2 separate regions of the Homo sapiens genome follow, and region 2 is linked to region 1. Evidence: chromatin loops called from intact Hi-C (ENCODE). Cell type or tissue: heart right ventricle. All regions are shown on one strand. Links, peaks and the distances in the headings refer to the core of each region. The heading gives the core; the rest is flanking DNA. Region 1 overlaps KCNMB2 (potassium calcium-activated channel subfamily M regulatory beta subunit 2). Region 2 has its middle 21 kb from the start of KCNMB2.

The links. Peaks named below come from ENCODE experiments on the same cell type or tissue, not always from the same donor. Only the 100,000 strongest peaks of a DNase experiment are listed, where the experiment ranks them.
Region 2: a loop joins it to region 1, with 2.5 times the contacts of the local background. A loop is called at or near these places in 2 of 110 quality-filtered maps.

What each region holds. Positions count from the first base shown.
Region 1 is chr3:178,675,079-178,677,994 of GRCh38, forward strand. The region is part of intron 1 of KCNMB2 (potassium calcium-activated channel subfamily M regulatory beta subunit 2); the gene reads left to right. All of the region lies in intron 5 of KCNMB2-AS1 (KCNMB2 antisense RNA 1), which reads right to left. Among named protein-coding and RNA genes, the nearest start is that of KCNMB2, 140 kb to the left of the region's middle. RefSeq lists an enhancer at 2,147-2,256. In heart right ventricle, for the core only: no CTCF peak of the experiment used is centred there; a DNase peak (open chromatin) is centred at 1,163; H3K27ac peaks cover 2,500 bases.
Region 2 is chr3:178,513,693-178,516,608 of GRCh38, forward strand. No RefSeq gene overlaps it. Among named protein-coding and RNA genes, the nearest start is that of KCNMB2, 21 kb to the right of the region's middle. In heart right ventricle, for the core only: no CTCF peak of the experiment used is centred there; no DNase peak of the experiment used is centred there.

The sequences.
Region 1 (2,916 bases), core at 127-2,626:
GCACCATATCCAGCACATGGTAGGGATTCAGTAAATGTCTGTAAATGTTGAATGAAAGATAATATAGTTTTAAAATATAATTTTGATTCATTTTTAATTCAACCTTTGTCATGTCCTATTATACAAGCTATTCAGTATTTAAAAGCCTAACAAGCCTCTTAATAAGCATTTGTGAAAAGCCTGGTGTATTTAAATTACTGAATAGTAAACATCAGCCAAGACTTGCAGAACTTGATGAGGTTTGAAACAAAGGATCTTATTCCTCTAACTTGCATCAAGCTAAGTACCAGTTACCGTGTTTCTGAGGGCATTTCAAGAGAGTGAGGTGATGTTCAGTTTAGAGGGATGAACTGCCAGCTTTCCCGCAGGGCTGGATTTCTGTTAGTGTCAGAACTGCTGACACACCTGCTCGGGGTGGACTCAGGGCAAAACCTGATCAAGGGCAAGCCTGGGTAAGTAAAGAGTGCAAGTTAGCATCTGACCACTTTTTCCTTAGACATTAAAAAAAAAGTTTTCTTCAATAAATATGAAAAATCTTTGATCAATGTTCACATGTTTTCTTGGAAATGCACATCTAAAAGTGGAACTATCTGCTCTTCTCTAGAAACTTCTAGGGGCAAGAGAACAGAATAGCCATAATAGAGATCAGAGTATAAATTAGAGGGCTGACAGCATCATTACAAAATGAGGATTGGTATCTAAAATGCTAGAGCCGGTGGCTAGAGGAGTCTCTGGCCTCCTGTCAGACAGAGAGAAACATGCTTCTTCCCAAAGTTTCTCCCCCTGTGCAATAACCTTAATAATATCAACCAGTTCTAAACAACATATTCTGTGTTGGGTCTGTTAGATACTTTATCAACATTATCTCATAATTGTTCAAAATACTTATTACCCGCACTCTGAAGATGAGAATACTGAGGCTCAGAAAGGTTAATCAGCTTGCCTAAAATCTCCCAGCTAGTATGAGATAGGGTCAGTATTCAAACTCAAGTATCTATGACCCCAAGCCCATGTTACGCCTCTAATACTAGGCTGAAGCTGAAGCTAGGGTTTAGAGAAAGCACCCAGGCCTGGAAAAGGGAGTAGGCTGGCATCATAGCAGTGCTAAGGCCCCAGTAAAGAACTGGAGGCCACCCAGGGCATAAGTCCAGTCTCAGAGCCTGGACGCACACCAGAGCATGAGTGACAAGACTAACTCAGTGGGCACGAATGATAAAGGCTTCACTCCATGGTTAGAGCTACAGTCTAATCCTTGGCAGACAGAGAGGTGAACTGACTGACAGACATGTGGAGATACTGACACAGATGGAGAGGGACAGTGCAGGGCTGGGACTGTCAGGAGGGACCTTCACCACTCTCCTCTCCCCTAACATCCAAAGTCCGTCTTCACATCCTCCTCAGCCATTTTTCTCCTCCAGCTCCACCATTCTCTCCAAGCACACCTTAGTGGCTCTACAAGGGAGCATCCTGGGTTTGAATTTTACCACCTCCTGCCTCCCAAGAAGGCCACTGAGCCCTAAGCTTGAGTTTTTTTATTGTCACCCAGGTAACGATAATCCATAAAGAGGCAGAAAATAAGCCACTTGGAGGTAAAGTAACCTCTCACAGCAAATGTCCTTACAGTAGTCTTTATAGCCTGGCACACGGACTTTAGGTAGCAGAGTCAATATACTTGCATGCTACACAACTTTCTCATGTTTTGCCTGACACTCACTTATTCCTGACCTTTCCATACTAGGGAGAGACAAACCCTTCCATTTGTTTAGCATTTTAACGTTACGAAACGCTTTCTGCTGCATTACCTCACTGAGCCCTCACTAGAGTGTGGAAGGCCTAATCCCCGTGTCAGATGAGGAAATGGAGCCTGGGAGAAGGTGAACAGACCACCCTAGGCCATAGGAGTGGCCAACCTCAAACAGCAGTCAGAGCCCAGAGCCAGTGGTCCCTATTCTGGGCCCTGCTCGCCTCACCACAGCGAAAGAGAGAATGACTCCACCTGCAATTGAAGCAAAGTCTTCTTCAGCCCAACTTTCATTTCCTCATGGTGTAAACTTTGCCTCAGTTAATATAAGTAAAACCAGCTAAAACAAAAGCACTTGCCACAACTCTGGGAGTGGAACATCAAACTCCCCACGCTGACCTCAGTTGACAGAGGGCTTCCTGACTCAGAGATTTCCTCCTAACCTCTACATATTTATATCTCTTTTCCTAACGAAAACACCAGACACCATAAGGAGGGTATGTACATGGAGGACAATTTTAGACTGTGAACAACCAAAGAAATGATGAATATGGGTCATGTAAAGGACAAGAGACAAGAAGACATGAGGAGGGACTCACACAGATAAGCCTGGGCACGTGGGAAGTCCCCACCTGACGCAGACAGCTCTCTTCATCGTCAGCCCTCTGTGCTGGCCCAGATGAAGCTCAGTATCCAGCCACCTTCCCCTGCTGCCCTCAGCTCATTTGTTTTGTCTTCCCACCAGGAACATGTGTTTCACTTCCCAGCCTCCTCCTAAAACCCCTGGCCTGTCGTCTGTGCACCATGTAAAGAGAACCAGATGTCAACTCAAAAATCACGAGGTTTTCACAAATTCAGAGAGCAAGCTTTATTTCTTAATGAGGATTACACCCTGAGAGGTGATCATTTTGATAGGCTGGGAAGCATAGCCTCTAACAGAGAAAGCAAGCAAGCCCTTCAAGGGGGAGAAGGATGGGACAGGAATTTATACTGAACAGGTTGGTCAAGTATGCATATTCAACAGGTTATTGGAGGAGCTATGAATATTCAGGAAGGGGGTCCTAATGCACACATACTAAATGATCATGTATGTTACATATGACCCATGCTCACTTTGGGGTAGAGACTTCGCATTTAAATGCATTATAATTAGCCTGTATAGGTCAAAAGATAAA
Region 2 (2,916 bases), core at 224-2,723, 160 kb before region 1:
GCCCCCAGCTGCAATAGATATGGGACCTTGGCCTTCCTCTTGCCTTGCTTGGGCCTTGGCTTTGGTCCATAAGTGGGGGCTACATCCTGCTTTCTTTACCAGCTGGTGAACTTTTGAGGATACTTTTGTTTCCCCAGTGCTTTTCCCAGAGGCTTATAAGAGTCTTAAATCAATCCATGTGTATGAAAGGAGAAGAACACTGCAGAGGAATTCAGAGTAAGGGAGACCCACCTGTCCTGTCTTTCCCTTCTGTCTCAGGGAAGCATTCTCCTAACTACCCTGAACACTCCTGCTCTGAGGCGTCTGGGCATTTCATTGTCTGCATTGCTCTATTTCTAATACACACACCCTCACAGAATTCCACAGCTCTCACATGTTCAATTTCATCTGAAAAAGTCACATTTTCTCAAGAAAGCTAAGTTCATGCTCTTAGGCAATAAAAATACCTTGTTTGTTTATTCATTTCCTCCTCCATTCCCAAACCCCATATTATATGCCTTGGTGTGATTTGAAAAAGCTGTTCTCAACAGCATCTCCCCTCCCTCCCCCATTTCTTCTTTGAAAATATAGCGTGACATTACTAACCAAAAAGACATCTGCCATCTGGTGAAGTCCTATTTTTACTGCCAAGGAAGCCAAAATATTAATTACCTTAAAATAGTAACACCTTTTTTTTTCTACTGATCCTCTTTTTTTTAGTCTTTAACATTTATACATTTACTTATTTTTAAAATACGACACAGTTATATTATTATAATTATCTTTTAATTTGACCCTTTTTACTTTTTAAAAAATGTTTATCTTTATTTTAGATTCATAGGGTACATGTGCAGATTTCTTACATGGCTATATAGTGTGATGCTGAGGTTTGGGGTATGACAGTCTCTGTCACCCAGATAGTGAGCACAGTACCCAACAGGTAGTTTTCAGCTCTTGCCTTCCTGTCTCTCTTCCCCTGCTAGTAGTCTCCAGTGTCCATTGCTCCCATCTTTATGTCCATGTGTACCCAATGTTTAGCTTCTACTTATAAGTGAGAACATGCAATACTTGGTTTTCTGTTCCCGCATTAATTTGCTGAGGACATTTTTTTTTTGAGACAGGGTTTCACCCTGTTGGCCAGGTTGGTCTCAAACTCCTGACCTCAAGTGATCTGCCTGCCTCGGCCTCCCAAAGTGCTAGGATTGCAGGCATGAGCCACTGCACCCAGCCCAAAGGATGTAATTTTCTTCTCTCTTATAGCTGCGTGGTATTCCACGGTGTATATTGTACCACATTTTCTTATCCAATCCTCCATTGATGGGCATCTAGGTTGATTACATGTCTTCATCATTGTGAATAGTGCTGCCATGAACATATAAGCACATGTCTTTTTGGTAGAATGACTTATTTTCCTTTGGATATATACCCAGTAATGGGATCACTGAGACAAATGGTAGTTCTGTTTTACATTCTTTGAAAAATCTCCAAACTGCTTTCCACAGTGGCTGGACTAATTTACATTCCCACCAACAGTGTATAAGCATTCCTTTTTTTCTTCTTCAGCCTCACCAGCATTTGTTATTTTTTGACGTTTAAGTAATAGCCAGCTGGGTGCAGTGGCTCATGCCAATAATCTCAGCATTTTGGGAGGCCGAGACGGATGGATTACTTGAGTTCAGGAGTTCAAGACCAGCCTGGGCAACATGGCAAAACCCTGTCTCTACAAAAAATACAAAAAAATAGAAATTAGCTGGGCGTGGTGTCACATTCCTGTAGACCCAGCTACTCAGGAGCCTGAGGTGGGAGGATAACTTGAGGTCGAGGCTGCAGTGAGCCATGATCGCACCACTGCACTCCAGTCTGGGTGACAGAGTGAGGCCCCATCTCAAATAATGATAATAATAATAATAGTAATAGCCATTCTAACTCATGTGAGATGATACCTCATTGTGGTTTTGATTTGCATTTCTCTACTGTTTAGTGATGCTGAACATTTTTTCATATGTTTGTTGGCTGCTTGTATGTCTTCTTTTGAGAAGTGTCTGTTCATGTCCTTTGCACACTGTTTGAAAGGATTACTTCTTGCTTGTTGAACTGTTTAAGTTCCTAAGAGATTCTGGATGCTAGTGGACCCCTACCTTTCACCATATACAAAAATTAACTCAAGATGGATTAAATATTTAAATGTAAGTCCTCAAACTATAAAATACTAGAAGAAAACCTAGGAAACACCATTCTGGACATCAGCCTTGGCAAATAATTTATGGCTAAGTCCTCAAAAGCAATTGCAACAAACACAAAAATTGATAAATAGACCTAATTAAACTAAATAGCTTCTACATGGCAAAAGAAACTATCAACAGAGTAAACAGACATGCTACAGAATGGGAGAAAATATTTGCGAACTATTTATTCTCTTTTATAAATGTCTTCAAAATATGTTTGTCAGAAACAGTCACAGGGTATTTGAGATTAAGAGGTGATCACCCAACCACATATGTCATAGATACTCCTGTGATTTAATTATCACCCAAGAATTTAAACAAAATAAAGGTCCAAAATATGCATTTGGAGGTTCAGAAAATAAATGACAAATTGCAACTTCTAGATTTACATAGACTGAGCCTTCTCTAACGCTGCCAGAAGACAGTCTGAATATTGAAGCCTTTGTCTCTTTTGAGCTTTTTAACACATTTGAAAATCAACACCTTGAAAACCTTTAGACATTTTCCATCCTAAAAGGTAGAGTTGATTTTTACGTATAAGGATTTGTGATCTCCAGCATCAGGGAATGTACCTGTCTGAATGAACTCTGCTGAAAAAAATGCATCTTCAACTCCATCATCATCTTCATTGTCACCATTTATCAGGAGTTTACTATATATCTGAAATTGTACTAAGAGCCTTACATGTTGCAATTCACTTAATTTTGACACT